Regions from separate parts of the Homo sapiens genome. Here region 1 is linked to region 2. The links are chromatin loops, found by intact Hi-C in ENCODE. Cell type or tissue: A673. All regions are shown on one strand.

Region 1 (8,000 bases), 560 kb after region 2:
ATATAGTTTCACTGGCAGCCAAGTCTAAATAAAGCAGAGCCCCAGCGACACCCCAAAAGAGGCAGAAGGTGGTTGGGTACACTCTGACTAATGCACCTAGTTCCATAGTTTCTCAGCTTCTCCAGAGGTCACTTTCTTTGCACCAGTGAAGCATTGAAGGTAGCAGACACCATAGCAGGAAGAAAAGAGAGGATCCCTAAGACAAAAGAGTCTTGGCAGCTGCTGGGAAATTCCCTAATATCCTAGCCATGGGTCAGCTAGCCATCAGCAACTAGTATTCACAGGTGGCCCTATGCCCCATCTGATAGAAACCAGACTGGCAGGCTCAGGCCCTGGAGCATACAGCACTCACCATACGGGACACTAAAATTGTAACCAGCAATTGTAAGTGCTGATTGCATAGTTCAATTAACAAAAGCGAGGTCCAGTAGAGAGAAAGTGACTTCATTGACCAAAACTAATAATGGACAAGTGGCCAGATTCCCATCCAAAATAACCATGTCCAATTTCTAGGGAAAAGGCAGGGGGCTTTCAAAGGGAAACTTAATATGGGAGGCATGCAGGAGTTGTGCTGGTTACAAGGTCTGTGTGTCTTGTTTTGGTGTCTATCTTGGGTCTTTTGTGTTGTCCCATGTTGATGTTGGGGTTAATAAAGCCACTTTATGCCAGACCTTGCTCTTATTAATTGGACTCTGTAAGTGGCAAGCAGCCGGATTCCATTTGGTTACGACTGTATACTAATAGGTCGGTCTATCTATCTATGTATCTATGTATCTATGTATCTATGTATCTATCTATCTATCTATCTATCTATCTATCTATCTTATTTTATTTTTTTGAGAAAAATTTTTATTTTTTTGAGATGCAGACTAGCTATGTCACCCAGGTTAGAGTGCAGTGGCACAATCTCAGCTCACTGCAACCTCTGCCTCCCGGGTTCAAGCAATTCTTCTGCCTCAGCCTCCTGAGTAGCTGGGATTACAGGCACCTGCCACCATGCCTGGCTAATTTTTGTATTCTTTAGTAGAGACGGGGTTTCACCACATTGGCCAGGCTAGTCTTGAACTCCTGACCTCAAGTGATCCACCAGCCTCAGCCTCCCAAAATGGTGGGATTACAGGTGTGAGCCACCGTGCCTGGCTGGCTTGTCTATATTTGATAATTAAATTTGATGATTGACTTAAAAGTCAATAATATTTTTAAATAAAATGGTGTCAAAATTTATAAACTGTACTCAGATGTGCCAAAAATAAATTGCATTTTTAATTTTTTGGTAACCATTCTCATCTTGCTCTGAAGAATCCGTTACCATGTTAGGAAAGGGGATACCATGACAAAGGGAGACTTTAGGTAGCAAGTTATAAAGATGATTCCATACAGTTGAGCTCTACTGTATCTTTTGGGTAAATGTTTAGTCTTTCAGGGCTTCTCCTTTCTTCTTGTACCTTTCCAAAGCTTTTGGGTTAATGACTTTCAGTTTCAGTATGGGAGGGGGTTCCATCCCCTTTGGTAGACCGCATTTGCATAGAGATGAGGGTGTAAGGGAGACCTGTGTCAGGGCTGAGGAGGTTGGTAGTGGTATGTGCTAATACTCTTTCTCCTTAACTCTTCCACTAACTGTTATGTAGCAGCAGTTATTTCAGACCTGTGAAGAGCATTTAAAGTTGAAAAAGAAGCCATCTTTTTGCCCTCTACAAAGCCTGACTTTAAAGACTCGAAAAAGTTAGCTTTGGGCTTTGAATCTGAACAAAGACCTTTTAATTTTAGGCTGTATTCTTCTTTTTCCCCAGACATAAGGAAAATGCTTTGACTTTAATAGCTAAAAGGGTTTAGTGAAAGAAAACTGCTTAAGGTTAAGAGAAAATGCCTGAGAAGATAGCTAAATGTACATTGTTCCTTCAGCTTAGGAGTTAAGAGGATATGATTTCAAAGGCAGATAAAACTGGATTAAAAACCCGGTTCCCTTATTTATTAGCTCTGTCATCTTAAGAATGTTATTTGACATTGACATCTTTGAGCCTTGGTTTCCTCATCTTTGTAAAATAGGTGACTACATTTCTAAAATGAGGATTAAATTACTTAATGTATGTGAAGCATTGTGTGCTTTACACACGGCAGACACGTAAGTGATAGTTATTCAGCAGACTTCAGAATTGCTTTCAAAGGAAAAAAAATGAACATGACATTGGATAGGTTAGTAATGTTTAGGATATTTTATATACACATAAACATATATAAAATGTATAAATATATAAATATGTATTTCAAGTTTCCTTGGAACTTGAAATATATATATTTATGGATATGTATATGAAATATCATATATGAAATATATGGATATTATATATATGGGTATTTCAAGTTCCAAGGAAAGAAACATGTCCTGATATTCCCTCTAATTGAATTCATTGTAAGGATGCACAAGAAGTAAAAGAAAAAAGCAGGTGGGAAGTAGGGAAGAAGAGGAATTGCAGTAGTTGTGATAAGGTTTGGCTGTTTGGTAGCCTGAGTGTGAGTCTAATTCTTGCAGTCTGGAAAATCTTACTAACAGAAATACAGACTTAATAACTATTTCCTTCTAGTTGATCTGTATTGCCAATAAAGTCAAATATAGTAATAGAGTAAGATCAAGCTCATAATGTTATTTTAATGAATAAATGAGAGGTGGTGGGGTGATCTTGATTGTTTCTCCCTGTTTTTACTCAGGTAGTGAATGGAAAACCCGTTATGAGACACAACTTGAATTAAATGATGAACTAGAAAAGCAAATTGTTTATCTCAAGGAGAAAGTGGAAAAAATCCATGGAAACTCTTCAGGTACAAAACCAATCATATGTACATTTTATAATTTGAGTTAAAACTGATAAAACATTAAGTGCTCATATTTGATTTATTGTAGATAGACTATCTTCTATTCGTGTCTATGAACGAATGCCAGTGGTGAGTAGAAATGTGATTAAACACAAAGAATAATTGAAGGAAATTATGTCTATTTTTTCCAGACGTATTTCAAAGAGAAGTTTGAAGACTAGCGCAAGGTCCAAATAAACTGTTTTGTTCAAGGGATCTGTTTGAAGGACAACAAATAATTTTTGAGTAGCTATAGGTGGAGCACTAAGTTGCCAGCTATATTCACAGGTGTCCTGAAGAGCAGAGCATGTATAGATATTGCTTTTTGAATCACCGCCAACCTTCAGAGAAAGATATAGACAAATACTGTGTTTTTGCTAATAATGAATTGAGGAGAAATAAGTCCTTTTGCACGCTTGTTACTTTCAACCCAGACATGCCTTTATTTCCATATCTTGGAAAGTCAGGAATTTTTCTAACTCGAAAAATTGTTTTCCCATGTGCTGTCATAGAGTTATATCGCCCTCTTGTGGCATTTAGAAATAGTTGCTAGGGCTATGTTAAGCTTAGTGCCTTTTCTTAATTGCAGGTAGAATTTTATTACTACCTACTGGATATAAAATATTCTGTCTACCTGCTTCTTGATAACTGAGGCTCAGTCCTAGCTCAACAGAGTGGGTATCACCACCCTTGTGGAGAGTAGCAACAAGTGCTGGTATGACTTAGTAAAATACCTTAGGGCATATCTAAGGAGCGTTTAATTGGTTTTCTAACTACTACCTGAGACTCTGGAACATATTCATGTTGGAAAAAATACATTTATTTTCCTTGATGTATTTGTGTTATTTTTGAAGAAAATGTGGTTCTCTAAGAGATTTAATAATTTAGATCCAGAGACAGAGAATTATATTTCTCCACAGTAAAGGACTGAAGAAATATTAGCACAACGAAGAGTGGGACCACAGACCAAGCAGAAAGGAAAGAGAATGAAAGTTCAGTATAAACAGAACTGGTCCTCTCTATTCTCTGGACAGGTGCTTTCATGAGTGTTTGGTACTCATGAATCCAAGAGGGGTGTGTCTGAGCAGCAGAGATTAGAAATCTAATCAAGGAGTCAGCGATAGAAGTGTCCAATTACTAAGCAAAAAGCATTGGGATCCAACAATCCTATATCCAGTCAAGAGACCCTCTTAGCTAAGGACAAAACTAAGTCTTATTCTTTGATATAAAGAATAATATTTGTGAAATTCAGACATATAATTGTGTAATGCAGACATATTTTTGGCTTCCTGTTAAATTGACAATTAGGGAAAAGGGCTTAAATTAGTTGCTTTTGTGGGATAGAGTATGAATTCAAATACCATCTGTAAATTTCCCGATTCTTTATCCTTGTTGTGGATTGTTTAGTGTTTAGGAGTAATCTGTACAGACATACTTATGAAATTGATGTGTTAGTTTGAATACTAATTTTGAATAATTTCAAACTACAGATTTGCTTATGAGTAGCAAAAGGATGGGCACTCGTTGTTGACTAGTATATGTGTAATATTTTATATGTTATTTGACAAAAATGTATAAAATGTTATCTTTAAACTATATCATTAAAGTGGACTTCATTTTAATATAATTTTATCTCTCTTTTATTGTGGTAAATATACATAACTTAAAATTTACCATTCAGCATTTCTTTTTTTTTTGAGGGAGGGTCTCACTCTGTCACCCAGGCTGGAGTGTAGTGGTTCAATCTTGGCTCACTACAGCCTTTGCCTGCTGAGCTCAAGCAGTCCTCTCACCTCAGCCTCCTGAATAGCTGGGACTACAGGCTCATGCCACCATGCCTGGCTAATTATTGTATTTTTAGTAGAGACGAGGTTTCACCGTGTGTCCCAGGCTGGTCTCGAACTCCTGAGCTCAAGCAATCCACCTGCCTCGCCTCCCAAAGTGCTGGGATGACAGGTATAAGTCACCACACCCCGCCTGTTTCAGCCATTTTGAAATGTAAAGTTCAGTGTGATTTTAATATTTTAGAAAAAATTATTCACATAAGTGAGAGTGAAGCTTTAGTCTTTGTTCTGATAATAGGTTGGTGCCTCCAACTTTTTTTTTTCTTGAGGTTCACTTTTCTCCTCTGAAGGTAAGATACGTTATATTATCTTCTAAGTGTCTTTCAGTGGGGTAATTTATTAAAATTTTATTTTAGCATGATGTATCAAGGGTTGCATTTGGCAGAATGTAAGAGAAAGGTTTAAACAAGTAAAGTTTTTTTTTTCTCTTTTCTTTTTTTTCCTCATGTGACAGAAAGTATGAGGTTTGCAGTCCAGGGGTGGTGCAGTGGCTGTATAATGCCTTCAGGAATCCAGGCTTCCCCTAAGTTTCTACTCTGCCATCCATTTGTGAGTGGCTTTTGTCCTCGTGTTTAAAGATGGCTGCTTCGCCTTCTCAGCTGCTTCACGTTATCATTCAAAAAAAGACATAGGTGAAGGAGAAATGGTAAAGGTGAAAGCCGGTCACGTCTACTCCCCTTCAAAGAGCTTTCTAAGATGCTGCACCCAGTAATTCCCCTTGACATTTCATTGGGAGTTAGAACTGTATCATATGGGCACCTTCGTGTGCATGACAGGCTAGGAAATATAGTGTTTTACTGAATATACAGGAAGAAGAGAAGAGTGGATTGTGAGCGTACAGTTGGCTGTATCTGCCACACACAAAGTCATTTAAAGTGAAGGCATTTCATTTTATGTATTCATTCAATTCATTCATACATATTCGTTCAACATGTATTCAGCTGATATTATTTGGAAAATAAAAGGTATAGAAAAAGAATATCATAAAATCAAACATATCCACTGTAGACAGTTCTGTTTTTAGTAATTTTTGTATGCATACATATTGATTAAAAAGAACAACCAAATAAATAAGTCAGCCAACAAACAAAGTGAAAAAGGATTACAGCTAGTTTTTATTGTTGTTTAAAATATAATTATAACCTTACCGCATGGACAGTTTTGAATCCTATGCTAATTGGGGTAATTAAGTCAATTATTTCATATGTTATGTTCTCTTCATGTGCATTTTTCAATGATATATTATGTTCCATTGTGTTGGAATGTGAATGTTCAATTACTTTTCCCTATAACTGGGTATTTTAGGTTGTTTCTGGTTTTAATTTTGAGTTGAAACCCACAGAGTGTATTATGGCAAACAACTCCATATTCTAGTATTTATAAATCTTCAGATCTTTGTCCCTTTTTGACTTTAAATGTTTTAATGAAAACAATTTATAGAGTTGAGATCCCTTTTATTCTCCTCCCTGTCTTCTTTTTGTTTCCTTTTTATAGGCAAGGACTACCATGAATTTGGTATATATTATTTCAGTTTATTTTTAATATCTCTCTACATGTTGTATGTATAAAAATGCATATAAAAAGTATCATACTGTGCATATCATTCTTTTACTCATTATTTAATTCCATTCATGTTAATAAAGATCTAGTAAATTTTATCAGTTGTATAGTATTTCATTATATGTGTATATCCTTAGTATATTTACGTACATCATGAATTACGTAAATTAGCCTATTTACGTACATCATGAATTTTTCAAAATCTCACTATGACAAGCATTGCCACAGTGAATATCTTTATATGTGTCTTTCAGTGCAAAGTGTTCCTCTAGGCTTAGCAAACTTTTCTGTAGATGGATAAATAGTAAATATTTTCAGCATTGCAGTTGTATGATCTCTGATCTTTGTTGTAGCTATTCAACCCTGCTGCTGTAGTATAAAGGGAGCCATAGACAACACCTAATTGGTGGGCTGTATTCTAAAAAATCTTGGTTTACAAAAACAGGCAGAAGCTGAATTTGATCTTTAGGTTATAGTTTGCCAGCCTCTGCTTTAAGGCAGTGATCCATAAACTTTGGTAGGTTATGGAATCACCTAGGGCACTTCATAAAAATACAAAGGCCAAGTCCTGTCCTTCAACCTACTTGCCACCTCTATATTTTTATTAACTCTTCAGGTAATTCTAATAAAAAAGTTTGAGAACCACTGCTTCAAGTATACATGTTCTTAGAAGTGGAATTTTAAAATCATAAGATAGGTAGATTTTCAAATTATTATAAAGTATTTCTGGGTCAGTCTGTCTAAAGACACCCCAGCTCTACAGTTAGTTCAGTATGTCTGGAATAAATAAGAGGGATGATGAGCGATGAAGCTGGAAATAATATGCAGGGGCTAAATAATAAAGGGTTTGGTATTCATGGTAGGGAGTGTGAATTTTTTTTGTATATGATAAGAAGCTATTGAAATATTTTATATAGAGGTTGAAAGATCCTCCCACCCCCACCCCAACCACCATGAAGAAAGGATTCCTCAGGGTGGGTTAGAATTGAATCAGAGAAACCAGCTAGGATGCTTTTGTCGTAGTCTAGGTAAGGGAAGGTGGGTTTTTTTTTAGCTTGGGCAGTATTATATGGGGATGGAGCAGAGGAGACAGATTAAAGATCTATTTAGGAATGAGGATTTCATGAATACTTAGATATTGGGTAAGACTGCAAGAGAATTTAATGACAATTGAGAGTTTTGGCTTGAATAACTTCATGGATTACAATGAACAGGATAATAGAAATTGAAATTAGGATGTTAGGAAATGGTAAGTTTAGTTTTGTTTGTGTGTATTACACAGGTGATAGTGGTTTGGAAGCAACTGAAAATAGTTTTGGATTATGGAAAGTTGCTTCTCTGAAAACAGAGATCACCAAGTCATAAGTGTCACATGCAGTCATGAAACTACAAGGGATTGCTCAGGAAAAATATGCAGTCTGAAAAATAGAATTGAGGTTGAAACCCTGGGGAATGCTGACATTTAAAGTGTTAGGAGGCAATTTAGGGAATATTATTGAGAAGGAAAAATATTGAGAAAGGATGGGGGGACAACTGGAAGAATGGTATCACAGAAGTCAAGAAGGGGAAGGCTTTATGAATGTTCAGGAAAAGAATGTTCTAGAAAATTCTGCTGTAGGAGAGGATAAAACACGTTGTCCAGAGTTCAGGCAAATTATTCAAAAGCGAAGAAAGAAGTGCCAATTAGAGGCTAGGACATAGGAGAAAATGTGATGTGGTGTGTAGTGGAAGAGTAGGGGTGAGAAA
Region 2 (8,000 bases):
ATAACTAATAAAGCAGACATGCTAAGCCTATAAATACATCAGCACTGCAGCACACGTTTAAGGTTGCCACGGACAAGGATCACACAATAGAGAACACTGTAGTAACATTTCGGTCTGCTCACAAGACCCAGAACATTGATCAGTTTTTGTTGTTGGTTTATTATTTTTCTGTTAAAAAATTGTGAAAAGTTTGTTTTAGCTAGATGATATTTTAATAGCTGCGAGTGCTTTGGAACTATAAAGATGTCACTACTTAACACATATACCTTATGTTTTGTTTTGTTTTGTTTTACACTCAGTATAAATCAGGAGAAGTTAGCCAACCATCTAGCATTTAGAATCCTCTTTTTTATTGTCTTCTAAGGATATGGATGTTCCCATAACAGCAACAAAACAGCAACAAAAACATTTCATAAATATCACTTGATAGACTGTAAGCACCTGCTTAACTTTGTGTCCCAAATATTTAGTGTGTATATATATATATATATATACACACACACACACATATATATTCAACAAATAAAGCAAAATATAACATGCATTTCACATTTTGTCTTTCCCTGTTACGATTTTAATAGCAGAACTGTATGACAAGTTTAGGTGATCCTAGCATATGTTAAATTCAAATTAATGTAAAACAGATTAACAACAACAAAGAAACTGTCTATTTGAGTGAAGTCATGCTTTCTATTATAATAACTTGGCTTCGGTTATCCATCAAATGCACACTTATACTGTTATCTGATTGTTTATAATAAAGAATACTGTACTTATATGTCTTTTGGCTCATTTTTCCTGTAAACCTCATAGAAGATTCACTGTATGTGGGTCTGCAGCTCCTTAAGTCAATTAATTTTAAACCATTCTATTTTGAAAATGGGATGTTAAATTCCACATGCTATAGAGAAATTAGGTAGTGGTTTTGAATTAAACACCTTAGAATAACCGTCATGAAGTATAGTTCTTGAAGATACTTCACAGTAACTTTAGAAAGGATATATGTAGAACCTTTTTCTGGATAGTAGCAAATACGTGATATTGCAGTATATAGGAAAGAATGAGCACTTTCATTATTGTAAACATCTGTACATTGCTACAGATTGCCTATTAGAAAGGTGCTAAAAGGCAACTGGTGAGGGAAAACTAAGATGAAATCCAAAGAAATATGAACACATCATCTAAAAATGTAAATTCTCAATTCCTTTCATCTAAATTTCCTTCTAATCTTAAAAAGGAAGGGGAAACTCTATTACCTATAAGCAGCTTTCTTATTTACTTGATCAGAGTTGTCAATTTTTTTAACGAAATGGAGCTCTGTATTCAAAAAAAGTGTTTTGTGGAACTCCAAAATAAAAACACATGAAAGATATGCCTGTTTAGATCCTGGTGGGGACCGTGAAGCCTCCAGTTTACACTGTAAGTTTCTGGAGAGCAGTGATTGTGTCTTGTTTGTCTCCCATGGTTCCCGACCCTGTGCTTGCATCTAATATTTGGTATTGGCATTTCAAACACGAATACACATTCTTTAAACATATCATGGTACAGACATAAAATACTGTCTTTAAACATCAGCCCGTCTTAGAGAAGAAGTATTTTCATCATCCTAGACTCCTTATATTTACTTGTCAGATAGTTCTTATGCATCAGCAGGCACTGTAGATACAATGACAAAGTTTCTACTTTTAAGGAGCTTACCATTTTGTGGAGAAAGGTGAACAAGTAAACCAATAATAAGCAGTGTGCTGTCAGCTGTGACAAGCTGCTGGGACCACCGAGTGACATCTACATCAGGCCCTGGGTGAGTACCAGGGAAGGCTTCTGGGCCGATCCAAGTTGCCATCCTTCACGGCAGTTCTCTTAGTAAATCATCCCAGGCATTCCTAAAGCAGGTTAGTGCCTGCTGTCTGTGTTCCCATAATACTTTGTGCCCATCAATGGTCAGTATCAGTTCCTGCACCCCACTGTTGTTTACTTATCCATCTTTCTGCCAGGCTGGGATGTCTTTAAGGACAGGGATTCCATTTATTCATTTTCAGCATTTTCCAGCTACTGTTTGTTTAGAAAGGCTTTTGGGGATCACATTGTAAAGGCAGAAATGGTAGTTATTTTTAGCTCTTTCTTTAAAAATATCCGAAAGTATTTAGCTTCTCCTTTCAAAATAAAAAGCATTGCCAGTCCGCAGTCCGGCCTGGGCGACAGAGCGAGACTCCGTCTCAAAAAAAAAAAAAAAAAAAAAAAAGCATTGCAGGCCTCCAACTGCATATCACGTAACCATGCACAGCAGATAGGGATCAGAAAAGCGTGCTTGTGATTTATTTTGGAAATAGTTATCCAGCTGCATAGCAGTAGCAAGGAAAAGTAGTTTTAGCAATTAAACAGTTAAAATTGCTTTTATTCTAAGTATTTATTTTCACAATGTGAATTTGAGTATGAGAAGCATAAAGAATTTTGATGTTATAACACCAAGTTAACAGACACTAATTCTGAAAGTTTACCTCCGCATGATCACTGATGGTTCCATTATTTGCATACATCTAATAAAAATGTTAGGCAAGGCCTCAGAATGACTCTTAATCTAAATGCCAATGTTAAATGGAGTAAATATAAGGAAAATTATATTCAGTTTGGTTTTTAAGCCAAAGAGAATTCACACCTGCAACGTGTTCTTTGAAGAGAACGCTTGCAAGTGGCAGGCTAACTTCTCTCTAGTCTCATCATTTAGGAAGGAAAAATTATCAAAACAGGCCAGGAGCGGTGGTGGCTCACGCCTGTAATCCCAGCACTTTGGGAGGCTGAGGCGGGTGGATCACCTGAGGTCAGGAGTTCGAGACCAGCCTGGCCAACATGGTGAAACCCCGTCTCTACTAAAAATACAAAAATTAGCTGGGCGTAGTGGAAGGTGCCTGTAATCCCAGCTACTCAGGAGGCTGAGGCAGGAGAATCGTTTGAACCCAGGAGGCGGAGGTTGTGGTGAGCCGAGACCGTGCCATTGCACTCCAGCCTGGGCGACAGAGCGAGACTCTGTCTCAAAAAAATAAAAAATTAAAAATAAATAAAAATCATCAAAATAATCCATTGATATTTAAGCATAATTTCAAATATTCTGAACATCATGCTGTAAAAGTGTTTTGTCTTTTTTGATGCCATAACAGCATATACTTTCTTATACATTCGGTCTTCAAGCTAAATACAATACCATTTTACAATTCATTTGTTAACACACTTGCTTTTCTTGACCCAATTATTTTAAAACAAATTAAATATAGCCCATCACTAAATGAATGTGGAAAGTGAAATTTGTCTTAATAAATACTGAAGGGTATACTGAAATGATTATAGTACAATGTTTGAAACATGTTGATATGCAATAAAATATTTTAAACAAAATCATTTCTTTCATACACCATGAAAAAATGTTAAATTGATTTTTTTCTAAGGGAGTTTGTGAGATTATAGATTACCGTGAAAGGGGTTTGCAAACAAAAGTTGGCAGAGTTCCTATTTGTTTCTCCTGGTTTGGCATAAAAAGGAAATACAAAGCTCAGTGCTGAAGGACAAGAGAGGGCTCTTCAACTTGCTGAAGGAGTGGAAAAGAACTAAAAGGAATGGAAAGAACTTTTGTGAAACAATGATCCATTGGCATTATACCATATAAATCATGATGGCTTGACATAAAGGAGAGAGGCAGAAATAGGCAGGAGCTTGGAGGTAAAGGGTTTTGCATACTAAACTGAGACATTTGAACTACAGGTTCTTAAATCTACAATGACAATTTAAAGCATTGCTACTAGTTACTTTAAAAAGCAACAGTCTATGATAGACCCTCCTTGGGGCCCCCTGAATCATGATCCCCCCATCCTTGCTCCAGACATGCTACAGATTGCTTTGGAAAATCATGTTGGAAGACATCTGAGAATTTGGGAGTTTAAGGCTCCAAATTGTCCCACTGCTTATAAGCTTTATCTCTACGAGTTTGGTTGAGGTTTAGAAAGCTTTGGGTAAGCACCAGAGGGCACTCAATGTACAATAAATATTGCATATTCTAACTTGAGGGAAATGGTTTTTTGATTCAGAGTATGCAATTGGCTGGGTGTGGTGGCTCATGCCTGTAATCCCAGCACTTTGCGAGGCTGAGGCGGGTGGATCACCTGAGGTCGGGAGTTCGAGACTAGTCTGGCCAAAATGGCAAAACCCTGTCTCTACTAAAAATACAAAAGTTAGCTGGGTGTGGTGGTGTGTGCCTGTAGTCCCAGCTACTTGGGAGACTGAGGCACGAGAAGAGCTTGAAACCGGGAGGTGGAGGTTGCAGTGAGCCAAGATTGTGCCACTGCACTCTAGCCTGGGCAACAGAGTGAGGCTCTGTCTCAAACAAGAAAACAAAGAGTATGCAATCATTTTTCTTACAAGTATTATAGCATACAATCTAATTGGCCACTATTGTGTATACTAGCTAAATTTATCTTTTAAATAAGCAAGATACTAAGCAATGCTTGCCTTAGAAACGTAATGAGATTCACCCCCTACCACTGGAAGACTTTTATTAATTTCCTGTTGCTGCTGTAAAAAAGTGCCACAAATTTTGTGGCTTAGAACAGCATAAATTTATTTTACAGTTCTTACCCTTACAGTTCTTGAGGCCACAAGTTTGAAATCTGTCTCACTGGGATAACGACAATGTGGTGGCATGGCTAGTTCTTTCAGGAAGCTCTAGGGGGAATCGTTCTCTTGCTTTTCTTTTTTCTTTTCTTTTTTTTTTTTTTTTTTTTTTTTTAGCTTCTGGAGGCTGCCTGCATTCCCTTGGCTGGCTATGCTTTTCTTGAATCTCTCTAACCTGTTGCTTCCATCATCACATCTCTTGTTCTTCTGTAAGCAAGGGTTCCTCTTATAAGGACACGTGTGATTACATTTAGAGCCCATCCAGATAATTCAGGTTGATCTCTCCATCTCAGAATCCTCAACTTAAGCACCTCTGCAAAGTTCCTTTTGCCACATAAGACAACATCAACAAGTCCTGGAATTAGTACATGGATATCTTGTGGGGGCATTATCCAGCCTATCACAAGACTCTACTACTGATACTAGAGGGAGGCAGGGAAGTGCTGGGTAGAGAAGGGTGGGGTCCCCAGGCGAGGGCTCCACGCTCGGGCCTGTGCCCACAGACCTAAGTGAGAACAGGGATTCCTGTTTTCGCACCCAAATGTTGCACTTCCCAAGACCACTATGGCCTGCCATGCCCCCATCCCATGGCCCTAGAAACCTGAGACCTTAGCAGGCACAGACACAAGTGGCTGGACATTGAGAGGAGCAGAGAAAGAGAGTGGCAGAGAGTGACAAAGAGCGGGAGTGGCAGGGCGGCATGGCAGAGAAGGAAGGAGGCGTCCGTCTACCGAGAACAGCAGGACTCCAGGGGAAGATCACGTTCCCACTCCATCCCCCACTTCCGGTTCCGCATCCATCTCGCTGAGAGCCTCCACCACTCAATAAAACCTTGCACTCATCCTTCAAGCCCACGTGTCATCCGATTCTTCTTGTACACTGGGCAAGAACTTGGGATACAGAAAGCTGTTAAACTGGCCACTGCCCTTGCAATAAGGCAGAGGGTCTATCGAGCTGATTAACATAATCCTTCTGCAGACGGCAAAGCTGAAAGAGCACACTGTAAGAGACGCCCACTAGGGATTCGGGAGTCACAGACAGCCATCCCTAGACGCTGCCGTGAGGTCAGAGCCCAGAAGCGCTCCCCACGGCCTCTGCACCTGCCCGTCTGCATGCTCCTCCTAGGGGTTTGAGCAACAGGGAAACCAAAAGAGTGAGCCATACCCATGTCGCATGCCCCGCAAGGGGGATAAGGGAATTCTCGTTTCACTAGTTATCTTGCGCTCTAATCAGAACCATTATCAATGGAAGTTAATGGTTAAAAACCATTATCTATTGTTAATGTTATTAGATTGTATCCATTTCCTTTAACATAGGGTCCTTCTTAACAGCTGTCAGCTGTCCAATAAACCAAGAATTTGACTGACTTACTGTGTAACTACGGTAGGTTTCACTTCAGTGACCTCCAACGAGCCACACACATCCCAGTGTTGATGGCCACCCACATGACTTTGGGTTAGCTATGTGACCTAATTTGGCCAAAGGCATGTTAGCAAGCATTATGCGAGCAGAGGTTTGAATGAGTACTTGCACAATGGGGCATGTCTTCCTGGAACAGTACTCTTGGGAGCAAGCCCCCATGCTAGACTACTGAATGAAGAGATGTCTGTGGGTCAGGTGCAGTGGCTCATGCCTGTAATCCTAGCACTTTGGGAGGCCAAGGCAGGTGGATCACCTGAGGTCAGGAGTTTGAGACCAGTCTGGCCAACATGGTGAAACCCAGTCTCTTAAAAATACAAAAAAAAAAAAAAAAAAAAAAAATTAGCCAGGTGTGGTGGCACATGCCTCTAATCCTAGCTACTCAGGAGGCTGAGGTAGGAGAATTTCTTGAATCCAAGAGGCAGAGTTTGCAGTGAGCCAAGATCGCACCATTGTACTCCAGCCTGGGCGACAAGAGCAAAACTCTGTCTCAAAAAAAAAAAAAAAAAAAAAAGAGATGACTATGGACAGAGGCTCTGGAGAAGGGGCCAGCAGAATCTCTAAAGGCCCAGATAGTAAATATTTTTGGCTTTGTGGGCCATGTGGTTTCTGTGATTGTCACAACCACTCAGTGCTACCACTGTAGTGCAAAAGCAGCTGTAAATAATACATAAGTGAATAAGCTTGGTCATGATTATGTTCCAATAAAACTTTGTGGACAATGAAATTTGAATTTCATATAATTTTCACATATCACAAAATATTTTTGTTTTGAATTCTTTTTCAACTATTAAAAAATGTAAAAGCGGTTTAATTACTGCAAATGTAAAAATTACTGCTCATGGCAGTACAAAAACTGAGCATGGGTTGGATTTGCACAGGGGCCTTTGGTTTGAAGCCTCCAGCTCTGGAGGATGGGAGGTCATCTTGACTGTCCAGTCACAGCCACACTCCCATCTGAATGCGGCCTCATGAGATACCCCAAGCAAGACTACCAGAAGAAACTCTCAGCTAAGTTCAGCCGACCCACAACATTGTGAGGAAAAAGAAAAAAAAAAAGGTTGTTATTTGAGCCACTGTGCTTTGGGGCTTTTTGGTTATCTAACACATGGAAACAGTAGCCAAACCTGTAGTTGTGCCTATCATTCAGGTGTTTGGAATGTTGATAAACTTTGCCTGCTGTTCATCAAGAGGTCTCAGGTAAGCAGCTTATCACAAAATACAGGCAGTACCTGCAGTTTATTATATGGTTGCTACTCTGGTTCTGATCAATATCTTGTTCAACTTGCTATGCCTGTATGTCAGCTATTTAAGAGATTTCTGTTCAAAATTCTTACTTCCTTTTCCAAGATCATGTGAGAAGGCTTGCCATTTTGGTTGCTAGAAATAAACCCATCAATTCCTGCCTCCTATTGATAGAGGCATGAGAGAGCCAAATGCCTAGGCAGACAGGGAAGGGTCCCCAGAGAACCTCTGACCCATCCAGGTCATTGTGCACAGGGGGCTTGCCTAAACACGCCCACGGTGAAAAATTCTGTCCCTTAACAGGTGCACAATATCGGAAATAAATCAATATGGAATGGCTCAGACTAAGGGCTCATATGCACACTGAGGGAATGGGGTGGAGCCACCAGGAATTCATGCCTTATGCAGGGGAGGAGCCTGGTCTCTTCAGCTTGTTTGTGGTGACCTGGTATTCAATTTGTGAGGTGGGAGCCTACTGGTGGCCCCCCCCCCCCTTTTTTGGTGAGGGTTTTCTTTTCACTTAATAAATTCTGCCCTCTTCACCTTTCAATGTGCCCTTGTGCCTAACTTTTCCTGGCTGTGAGACAAGAACCCAGATTTAGCTGAACTAAGGAGCAAAAAATCCTGCAGCACTATTATTAACACTAGGGATGAGCTATTACATTTCCCAGCAAGGG

The links. Hi-C counts contacts between places; a loop is a spot of excess contacts. Peaks named below come from ENCODE experiments on the same cell type or tissue, not always from the same donor. Only the 100,000 strongest peaks of a DNase experiment are listed, where the experiment ranks them.
Region 1: a loop joins it to region 2, with 6 times the contacts of the local background. A loop is called at or near these places in 7 of 110 quality-filtered maps.

The regions. Positions count from the first base shown.
Region 1 is chr13:36,278,409-36,286,408 of GRCh38, reverse strand. CCDC169-SOHLH2 (CCDC169-SOHLH2 readthrough) reads left to right here. Exons shown (of 16, transcript NM_001198910.2): 2 at 2,707-2,817. The coding sequence starts at 2,803. It overlaps CCDC169 (coiled-coil domain containing 169), which reads left to right. Exons shown (of 8, transcript NM_001144981.3): 3 at 2,707-2,817; 4 at 2,900-2,940. Among named protein-coding and RNA genes, the nearest start is that of CCDC169, 15 kb to the left of the region's middle. In A673, a CTCF peak has its summit at 3,387 (motif pointing left); a DNase peak (open chromatin) is centred at 3,348; H3K27ac peaks cover 497 bases.
Region 2 is chr13:36,837,609-36,845,608 of GRCh38, reverse strand. It overlaps SMAD9 (SMAD family member 9), which reads left to right. Exons shown (of 7, transcript NM_001127217.3): 7 at 1-778. Among named protein-coding and RNA genes, the nearest start is that of RFXAP, 22 kb to the right of the region's middle. RefSeq lists an enhancer at 4,755-5,489. In A673, CTCF peaks have their summits at 3,986 (motif pointing right) and 4,697; DNase peaks (open chromatin) are centred at 3,618, 4,028, 4,668 and 5,448; H3K4me3 peaks cover 359 bases; H3K27ac peaks cover 5,647 bases.